3 separate regions of the Homo sapiens genome follow, and regions 1 and 3 are each linked to region 2. Evidence: chromatin contacts called from ENCODE Hi-C or POLR2A ChIA-PET data. All regions are on one chromosome and are shown on one strand. The core of a region is the stretch at or near the end of the contact, and the rest is flanking DNA. Distances in the headings are between cores, read along the strand shown. Region 1 holds the start of NEK7 (NIMA related kinase 7). Region 2 holds the start of CDC73 (cell division cycle 73). Region 3 holds the start of CBSLR (CBS mRNA stabilizing lncRNA).

Region 1 (3,359 bases), core at 560-3,059, 5.0 Mb before region 2:
TCGCCGAGGGAGAGAGAATTCCTTCCTCTGGAAATAAAATAACTGCTGAGATTTTAAGTTAGCTGTTTCAAGAGCACTTGGCCATCACCAAGTGTTACAAACCAAGAATACTCAGCGGCCATTCAACAAGAGTTGCCACAAAGCATTAGAGGGTTAACTGTATCTCCTGTTTTACTGTTCACCGTTTTCAGGGTTTGACCGGTTGTCCCAAACATACTGTAGCTTTTGAGTGCAAGGACTATGCCATTCTTCGACCACACCACCAGCAGCTCAAGGTCCTGAACAGAACATATTTATAATACACATACTCTGTACTTTAATTCTCTAATGCAACCTGACAAGACATACTGCTGTCGCCTGGAGGGAGTGTGCATAGCCTTGAAACTGTAAATTCCTTGGAGGAGGAACTAGAAACAGTGGTTCCCATTATGATGGGTACATTAGGCTCTACAAACTATGGAAATGTGGTGTTTTCAATTGCATCCTTGAGCTCAGTAACCTCAAAGGAGAATAATCATTTTATTTCTGTGTATTTCTGATTTTCAGTTCAGTCACCAGAATTGCGCAAGGACAGTAACATGTATCTTACTGTAAACTAAGTATATTTTTTAGCATTTCTCCCCAGTGAGGACTACAGCAAGGTGAGAACACGATACATCATCTCTCCGCGACCCCAGTACGCTCCCAGTGCAAGACTAAATAGAGGATGCTGCGGTTTTAGGAGTGAAGGCCTACAGTGTAACAGAGGCAACAGAAGTTCTTTAGCTCTCAAGGCAGCATCCTCTAGGTTGTGCTCGCTTCCTTACACTGTTCTGCGGTCATACGGTCTTGTCACTTTTCTCTGTTTTCCTTTGGCTACCCTTCTCTGACTTTGGCCTCAGTTTTCAATTTCTTTTCCATTGCCACCATCACCAGCAATGTTCGCTATTGCCTCGCAATCCCTCTCTCCGACATTTTGTAATCCCGAGTCTCTCCCAAGTTCATTCTCCGACAGACCTCTCACGCTCCCTGTACTTCTGAAGCCACTTCGGATTCTCCCCTATCTGCCGGCTCCCACCACCCACTCTCTCCCAGCGCACTTCACTTTCCTAAGTCGGGCTGCTGCCGAATCCTGACAGACGGACTTCACCAATCCGCGAGAGATAAATAACCGACGTCGCCAATGAGCATCCGCCGGAAGGCGGGACTTCGCTTAAGTTCCTCGGGTCCCGAAACCAAAGACCTGTTGCCGCCGCCGCCGTGGCCACGGAGTTTCTTAGTTACCGCGGCGCCCTTGGCGGCCTCGGGCCTCTAGAGCCGGGGCCAGGTATGAAGTTTCCTGCCGCCCCCTCCCACCGCTGCCAACGAACAAGACCGAAACCCCCATCCGCCTCGAGCGCAGCGCGCCCCGCCCCACCTACCCCGAGCGAGGGTATCCCGGAGGCCGCCCCGCGCGGTCCCGACCTCCCTCTCCCGGCCCGACTCCCGCAGGCGGCCCCTCCCGGCAGGAGCTGCCCGGTCCGGGCGCCTGAACCCTGGGCAGCGACTCACCAGGAAGTTGGGAGTTTTCCGTTCTCCCGCCCGCGAGAGACCTTGGGCGGGCGGGTGGCTCGGCGCGGCGCCGCCGTCGGAAAGCGCGCTGGGCCGGGGGCTGAGGCTGCGAGGCCCGGAGCCTGTCGGCCACCTCCCGCCGCGCCGCCCCGGCGGACGCTGCAGGCGCGGGGCACCCACCCTGCGCACTGCGAGGCGCGTCCGGAGTGCGAGCCTAGCGGCGGCCCATCCTCCCGCGACTCCCGATCCTCCTCCTGCTGCCGCCGCTGTCAGGAGTGTAAACATCCCGGCATCCCCGAGGAGAGGGGCGGGGCGGGCGCCGGCCCCACCCCGCGTCGTGAGTCCAGGCCGGCTGCCCGATGGAGGCTTCCCGCCTGCGTCCCCGGCGCTCCCTGGAGCTGGGGGAGCCTCGGCGGTTTCCCTACTGGAGCCGAAGTCGCTCTGGAGGAGCCCCTCCTGGCCCCTCTCTTCCGGTTGTCAGGCCTAGCGTGGTGCGGGGCACCGCGTCCGGTCCCCTGAGCCCTCTTCCCCGGCTGCTTTTTAAGAACCCAGGGTCGGCTGCTTTTTAAGAACTTGTTTTTTCTTCATTTATATGTAAGTGCCCCCACTTGCAAGCGGTGAACCGACTTACTGATGTTCCCTTCTGGACCACAGCGTTTGTGATCCCATCTTCTTTTACCAGGTGATTTAAACTACCTCTGTGTTTAATGTGGAGTGCAGGGAAATGAGAAAAAAAAAAAAAGGCGTTTTCCTGAGTCTGGCTAAGCAAACGTTGCATGAAAGTGTCCCAGCATAGAGGACAGGGGCTTCAACAACATTCCAGAAGGTAAACTCCCTGGTGTGGTACGGAGGATCTTTGAAATAAATATGTGCAAAATCACCCAGAACCCTAGTACACGAAACTGCAAAAGGAATGCTTTGACACCAGCAGCTTCACGACTTAAGTTAACAGGGCATGAACTACTCGAGGAGACGGCTAGGAGGCAGTATGGAGTCGGCCATACCTTAATTGTCGTCTCAACTCAGTGATTAATTTTGTGACCTGGCTGCAAGTTATTTAACCTCTCCAAGTCTCAGTAACTCTCTGTAAAAGGAGATTAGTTGTAATACCAACCTCTAGGACCATAGTTAGAATTAAGTGAGATAAAGCAAAGTGCTTAACCACAAAGCTTGGCATATAAGACGTGCTCATTAAATTGTTGCTGTTGTTCATAGGTCTCTCACTAGTTTAACTTCCCTGACAAAAAGATTAGAGCCAAGAATGAGTAGATTATACCTCAAACATTTAAAATGTTAAAGCCATGAAATTAAGATCTGGAAAGTTTATTTTTAAAAAGAAAAATGGCCGGGCGCAGTGGCTCATGGCTGTAAGCCTAGCATTTTGGGAGGCCAAGTGGGGGGGGGGGTGATCACCTGAGGTCAGGAGTTCGAGACCAGCCTGGCCAACATGGCGAAACCCTGTCTCTACTAAAAATACAAAAACTAGCCGAGCGTGGTGGCAGGAGTCTATAATCCCAGCTACTGGGGAGGCTGAGGCAAAAGAATCGCTTGAACCCGAGGCGGGGAGGAGGTTGCAGTGAGCAGAGATCGCGTTACTTCACTCCAGCGTGGGTGAAAGAGCGAAAATCCGTCTCAAAAAAATAAATAAATAAATGAAAACGTTCACGATCTCAAAAGGAGGCCTTGATTCATGTGGCTCAACAAATATTCATAAATGGGCTAGGCAATGTTCTAAGGAATGAGGATACAACAGCTCACCGAGATATACAGTGCCTGCTGTCATAGAGCTTATATTGTAGTCGGAAAGGCCAAAAAAAAAAAAAAGCCAA
Region 2 (3,381 bases), core at 34-2,533:
AAAGATTGCAGTGAGCCAAGATCGCGCCACTGCACTCCAGCCTGGGCGACAGAGCAAGACTCCCTCTCAAAAATAAATAAATAAATACCAACCAACAAACTAAATTTCCCTAGTTTTTCATCGACTCTTCATAAAGCTTCCATTCAAAGAAACAAAATGAGTAGGGAAGTTGTAGCTCAAGGTTCTAATTCTAGAAGCGATGCACCAATGACAGTGACATCATTAAAAAGGCCCCTAATGACTGTTAGAGCCGTCTCTAGAAGTTTTCCTGAATGACTTAAACTGATAAAACTTCACATGGACCAACATTCCCAAACATTTCCCTTTAAAATACACTTCCGAAAAATCACACGCACCATCTATTTCTTAGATCTGTAAAGCTCACTCATTTCACCAACTCCTGAAGACCTCTCTAACACAGACTTTTATGACTCTTCCAAATTCACCAAATTTCTTTCCGGTCCTAACTTCAGGGTTGATTCCCTTTTCTCTTCTACAGGAATCACCCCCACCCCAACAATGAAAGGAGATGAAATAAACCAGGAGTTGCAAAGACCAGCGGAGATAGTTACATAGCAGCCTGGAAAAGAGAAAAAAAAAATAAAGAACAAAAAGAGGCGTCTACGGCACCAGACGGTGTGCTCCTTTGTGCACCTATGTTCAGGTATCCCTTGCGCACCAGTCCCACACTTCGCTGGTACACATACCTACTGATAAAAATTAACTGTAAAAGTCAGAAACTCCCACGGTACCTTTCCTTTGGGCTTCTCAAAAATTTTAAGTGATGAACTGCTCTAGAGCTCCGCCCCTTCTTTCCTTACCCTAAAAGTGCAACTTCTGCTCTAGAGAGAAACTTTCTTTTCCCCGAACACCCGTTTTATCCCATCCCCAGGGGAAACGGGGGGAGGGGTTAAGAAAGAGGTCGCCTGGGGGCGCCCAACTCTGCCCTGCCACCCCTGGGCCACAGCCATGCCGGACTTACCCCCAAACAACATAGTTGGTCTTCACATTCTTGGGCCAGGAGAACTCCCCGAAGATCACTTCGTCTCCCTTCACCACAATCTCCTTCTTCTGGATGTTGTACTGTCGCAGGACGCTAAGCACGTCCGCCATCTTCCCCCCCCTCGCCTCCGCCGGCTCGGGGCGCCGCCGCTGCCGCCGCGCCTGCCTCCTTCTTCTCTTGTCGCCTCGCCCTCTTCCTCCTCCTCCTTCGCCGCCGCGACGAACCAACAGCAGCAGCACTAACAGCCGTCCTCGCCTACGACAGCAGCAGGGGCAGTAGCCACCCAGGCCGCCGAGGACCCCGCGCTGTAAGGCAAGGCCCCGCCGCCGGCTGCCCGCGGAGAACGCCTGACTGCGCCCCTCCAGCGAGGCACATCCGCCGCCAGGGGGAGCCGCGACCGCCTGGAAAAGTGCCCCTCCCAGACTTCAGCTGGGCACGGAGCCCACTCACTCGCTGAAACGCTGAGCGCTGGGGCACCGCGCCCACGTACGGCGCACGTACGGGGAACTTTGCCGGGCGCGCGCGCGCGGAGCACGTACCCAGTACCCCGCGGCGCGCACCAAGCGGCGTCAGGTGCGCGCGTACCTGAGCAGTGGGTCAGCACTTCCATCCCCAGCACGTGCACTGAGTATTTAACGAACTGTCTCGGGTGCGACCAGAGGCTCCCCCGGGTCCCTGCTTTGGCCGGGATGGAATTCGGCAAGGATTTGCGGAACACTAGAATTACCTTCCTATTTAGATCGGACCCAGGCCTAGCCAAAGACCTCTAGGACTTAGTGATCCGGAGAAGCCCTTTTGAAAGAGTGGGGCTCTTGGGGTTGGGGTTGGGGTTTTTTGTTTGCTTTTGATGTGGAAAAGAACGAGTTTTGGTTTTTTGTTGGTTTTGAGTGGAAAAGACCGAGTCCAGAAAAAAAAAAAAACAGTTCTGGGCACTGCTCGTCAAGTTACATAGCTTCTCACAGCATCAATTGGTTAATGAAGAAAATGGGGTTAATACGAAGATAAGGTAAACGCGCCTAGCAAGTCAATAAAATATCCTAAATGTTGGATCCTCCCTCTTCATTCTTTGGATGATGACTTTTTCCATCGCGGTCCCTTCTCCCCGCCAATCCCGAAGGGCTATATTCAAAAGGCTGTGTTCCAAGATGTAAATGGGAAAGTTGCCCTAACAGAAACCCCAAACGGTCCAATTTAGAACACTTCCAGACTACCCAATTTTTTAAATGGTACTCAGAAGTCTCAGTGGTGTCCTTGACATGCGTTTTGAGACGGTTAAGATAAGTTCAATATACTATGGCCAACCAAACACATCCTATGGGATTGTTTTTTTTCTTTTACCATGTCAGAAGGAAAAAAGAGGCAACTTTGTGTTTGACATAACCAAATTCCTTGACCTGTTTTGAAAAAAGTCAATCTTTTCACAACGCAGAGGACTACAGATACAGAAGTGTGTGGTTCATTTCCGATATGATCTGTAGCCATTCTGCAACTGTTAGTTTGTGAAATTTTTTTCTGTTCCACCAATGTTTTCACCCCGTAGTATTCTCCTGAATCTCACCCCAAGCACACACATTATAAAGAAATGGCTACAATTACCTATCCCCACATTCTCTATTCATACCTGTGTCAGAGCACTCAGTACCATATTACTTCCCTTTATAGTTTATTTGCCTGCATCCACAAAACTGAAACACCATAGATCTGTGTCCTCATATCCTACTGTCTAACATTATTTGGTACATATTAGTAATAAATGGATGAATTCAATAAATTGATGGAAGCTCCTAGTAAATATCGAGTTAATACATGGATAGAGGCTTCTAATAAATGTTGAAGTAATGAATGGAAAGATAAGCTCAAGGAAGCCAAGATTTCATGATTAGGAGGCTCGACTATAGTCCCTTCAAACGATACTTAATTTTATTTCATACTCAAATAATGATTAAAGTCTCTCTTTTCAGAGAAATTATGTTTTTTAGGTTAATGAATTTTAAAAAGTGGTAAGATAAGTCATTAGTAAGTTGTTGCTTTTAACAGTTAAAGCATTGAAATTTGTAGATCATTTTTTTCCTGACCAGCCTGGGCAACATACCTAGACCCTGTGTCTACAGAAGCAATTGTAGATCATTTTTGTTTTTATCTAAGTACCCTTATAATTGCCCTACCAATACTGGTTCATTGGAGGATGTCAAAATACAATAAAAGGCAAGATTAGTGGTAGAGCTGAAAAATTAGAAAATTAATTAGAAAAAAACAGAAAAATAGTCTGGTTTCTTTGTCTTGGGCAAAAGCAGTCCACATCTCCAGATATTAGCTCCTGAAGAATTCCTAAAAAATCTTTAGTTTTATGTCTTCTGTTAGAGTAAATGCCCAGCAAT
Region 3 (3,170 bases), core at 423-2,922, 7.8 Mb after region 2:
GTAGAAATTAACCATCAGGTTCCCTGAAAGGCATAAATGGAATGCATAAGTTATGCTATTATTCATAGAGAAGGTAATAAGTAAATTTGAAATTCCATACAAAGCAAAAATACAATGAGTGTGGGCACACTGTAGCTTTAAGAAAAGTGTTGACTGTTTCAGGTCACAAAGACACTATTTAGAGTATAGCAAGTGTGACCATGTGTCCAACAGGCCAGCAGTCATGTGTCTACGCAGAGTGGGCAATTCATACTCTCCCACTGGAAGGATGAAACCCATTGTATTAAAGAGCTTAAAAGTACGTACCCTGATAGTTTCATTTGTAAGAAAAGTAAACATTGCTGTCAGTTATTATCAGCAAGACAAAACAAGAGCACAGTGTCAAATGTCAGTCTTTTTCTCCTTAAGAAAGATATAAAAAATCACTCGAATAGACATCTTAGTTCTTGTTTCCTCCTACAATTAATTGTCCGGGGGCGGGGGGACGGGGTGCGGGCGGGGCGAGGGAGACATACAAGAAATCTGTGAGAAAAAAAGGGGCGGGGGAATAAGTCTCCTTGCCTCAAGATTTTAGAAAAAAAGTTGTAAACCTATTGCAGATGAAGGCTCCCACAATTTATTTTTCCTGCTTCTATAAGCATAAATAGTTAATGATAAAAATGGTAAGAGGCATTGACAAAGAGCTCCTAGAATGTCTACAAATTAAGGTGAGTGATCAAACACAAGGTTAGGCCTAGACAGCTTAAGTGTCCTCCACAAATCAGGATAAGCGTTAACAGGACATTAACCTGGAAGCCTTTACCAAACTCTAATTTGGATATAATTTTACCTCACTAAATCCCTCACCTTCAATCAAAACTCCTTTCCCACGTGCCCTTCAGAGTCCACGAAGTTGCTGCCAGATCCCAGCTTAAATCACGTTTCGCTTTCACAGATCTCCCTCCCGGGCAAGGTGGTGGGGTGGATAATGAAGTTTGGCACCTGGTATAAAGGGCCCCAGTAGGTTAGGATAGGAACTACCACTTCTCAGGTGTGTTTTCTTTTTCCGGAAGAGGGCAAGACCAGTAGAGAACTGACTCAGCGTCTCCGACACGAGGAGAGCTGCACGCAGACAAAACAGACCCGGGGGGTGAAAAGTGGAAGTAAACTGGTGTTTGTGGCACCACTGATTTACACCTTCTCTGACTTCTCCAATATTTTTTTCCCCAAGTGACTCAATCTTCTCACCCAAACCAGGCCAAATGAGGGGTTAGTTGTTCGACTTCTTCTCAGAGTGCCTCTCTTCTTCCTCACACTCTCCACGCCTCCTCTCCGCACCCGCCACTTCCCCCCCGACCCTTAAGTTAAGGGCTCATGCCCAACTAGATCCTAATGTCCACGACGAGCAGCTCCAGTCTAGGGGGGGTTGCCTAGAAGTAGGTCTGACGCCGAGCAATCTAATCTCCCACGTCTGATCTCTCAGGCTATTGTGCCTCGAGGGGAAGTCAGAACAGGTGAGGGCGGCTTGAGGGAACCAGTTCCGGGACAGGCAACGCACAGGGCGGCGAAAGTGAGGGTGCGGGGCAAGGAACGGAGGGAGGGACAAAGGCGCGATAAGAGGAACGAGGGCGCCCCCCGAGCGCCGCCTATCTCCTCAGGATCACCTTGCGCTGACCTAGTTACACCGAGAAGGAAGGAACCCCAGTAGACCAGGGAGGAAGGCGGGGCGGGATGTGGGCGGGGCCGCGGGTGGGGCGGGGCTTAGAGTGGGATCTTTATGGAGCTCGCCTGTGATTTGCAGATGGATTCGAGACGGAAGCGGGCTGGGAGGCGTCGGCGGCGGCAGCGCACGTGGTGACGTGCGAGGGGGTGCGGCGCGAGCGGTCGGCGGCGGCGGAGGCAGTGTCTCCCGGTCGCGCGTGGAGGTCGGTCGCTCAGAGCTGCTGGGCGCAGTTTCTCCGCCTGCTGCTTCGGCGCGGCTGTATCGGCGAGCGAGCGAGTTCCCGCGAGTTCTCGGTGGCGCTCCCCCTTCCTTTCAGTCTCCACGGACTGGCCCCTCGTCCTTCTACTTGACCGCTCCCGTCTTCCGCCGCCTTCTGGCGCTTTCCGTTGGGCCGATTCCCGCCCGCTTCCTCCTGCTTCCCATCGAAGCTCTAGAAATGAATGTTTCCATCTCTTCAGAGATGAACCAGGTAATACGCGCTGGTTCTACGAACGACAGATGAGGGAGACGGCGCGGCTAGAATCCGAGAAGAAGGGATGGCGCCGGCGGATGGGAAGAGGGTGGGAGGCGCGGAAGCGGTGTCCTCATCAGGGGAGGCAGCCCCAAGCGGCCGCCGCCGCCCTCTGGGACGTGAAGCCCGCGCCGCGCTGGGCCCGCGCTCCAGCGCTGCCATGGTTGCCAAGTTGCGTTGGCGGCCGAGAGCGGGCGCCGGTCGCCTCGGAGAGCGCGGAGGCTGGAGCCCCTTTGCTACACTGGCGCGGGTGAGGCAGGCTGGGAGGAACAAGAGTTTTTTGTTCGAAGGGTTTTGGGGGGCCTGGGTTAGGGCGCCGCGGGCGGGGATGACCCGCCGGAAGGAGGGCGCGGGACTCCCCGTTCTTGCTGTCAGGAACGGACGCCTCGCCTCGGGTTTGCCTGGGGTTTGGGATTCTCTTCTGGAAGAGCTCTCGAGACTCGGCTCGTGTGGGCGGGCAGCCAGCCCCGGGCCTGGAGTAGGGTGGCACGGAGTCCCCGATCGCCGTGGGCCGCGGGGTCCTTTGTTCCCGCTCCACGTTGCCCGCTTTTCTTGCCAAGCGCGGGGAGAAGGGGGCGGGAGGAGGGAGGGAGCGGCTGCCCTGACGTGTCGGTACTGAGTGACTGCGGGGCTGGCCAATCCGGGGCGGGGGTGTGCGGGTGCTGGGGGCCTCGCCTCGCAGCCTGCGGAGTGGGCGCCGGCCTGGCTGCGCGAGGAGGAAGGCCTGGGACGCTCTTTCTTTTTTATGAAAGAAATCAGTGGCAAGATTTGCTCTTTTTCCGTCCCTCCACGCTTTTGGTTAAGTGTCTCTGATTATAAGCTCTTGATGATAGGAAGGTATCAGGCTGAGGGTTGAACCTAGGGTAACTTGAACCACTACTTGAGAACTACATTTACTTTTTCCCCCAATAGGTAGTGGACATATCTATTGGTTTGAGACAGCTGACATTTCAAGGA

What was found. A loop is a pair of places that touch in the nucleus more often than their neighbours do. ChIA-PET counts read pairs that join two places held with the same protein, here RNA polymerase II (POLR2A). Pooled maps may share reads with other maps.
Region 1: a loop to region 2 is called in a map of CD4-positive, alpha-beta memory T cell, with 9 times the contacts of the local background. The contact joins the promoter of NEK7 here to the promoter of CDC73 in region 2. A Hi-C loop is called at or near these places in 2 of 168 maps with a recorded cell type or tissue (CD4-positive, alpha-beta memory T cell and naive thymus-derived CD4-positive, alpha-beta T cell) and 10 of 50 pooled maps.
Region 3: a map of naive thymus-derived CD4-positive, alpha-beta T cell shows a loop between it and region 2 (5-fold over the local background). The contact joins the promoter of CBSLR here to the promoter of CDC73 in region 2. A Hi-C loop is called at or near these places in 1 of 168 maps with a recorded cell type or tissue (naive thymus-derived CD4-positive, alpha-beta T cell) and 5 of 50 pooled maps. POLR2A ChIA-PET finds 5 or more read pairs at or near these places in 1 of 52 experiments (activated CD4-positive, alpha-beta T cell).

The regions. Positions count from the first base shown.
Region 1 is chr1:198,155,448-198,158,806 of GRCh38, reverse strand. NEK7 (NIMA related kinase 7) reads right to left here and starts at 1,809. Exons shown (of 10, transcript NM_133494.3): 1 at 1,531-1,809. RefSeq lists enhancers at 1,084-1,133, 2,564-2,623 and a silencer at 1,374-1,973.
Region 2 is chr1:193,119,933-193,123,313 of GRCh38, reverse strand. CDC73 (cell division cycle 73) reads right to left here and starts at 1,283. Exons shown (of 17, transcript NM_024529.5): 1 at 983-1,283. The coding sequence starts at 1,113. RefSeq lists enhancers at 846-895, 495-1,139, 1,166-1,235, 1,140-1,786 and a silencer at 1,396-1,475.
Region 3 is chr1:185,315,954-185,319,123 of GRCh38, reverse strand. CBSLR (CBS mRNA stabilizing lncRNA) reads right to left here and starts at 1,672. Exons shown (of 4, transcript XR_007066771.1): 1 at 847-1,672. It overlaps IVNS1ABP (influenza virus NS1A binding protein), which reads left to right and starts at 1,881. Exons shown (of 15, transcript NM_006469.5): 1 at 1,881-2,171. RefSeq lists enhancers at 863-942, 1,193-1,292, 1,942-2,555 and silencers at 1,623-1,932, 2,393-2,452.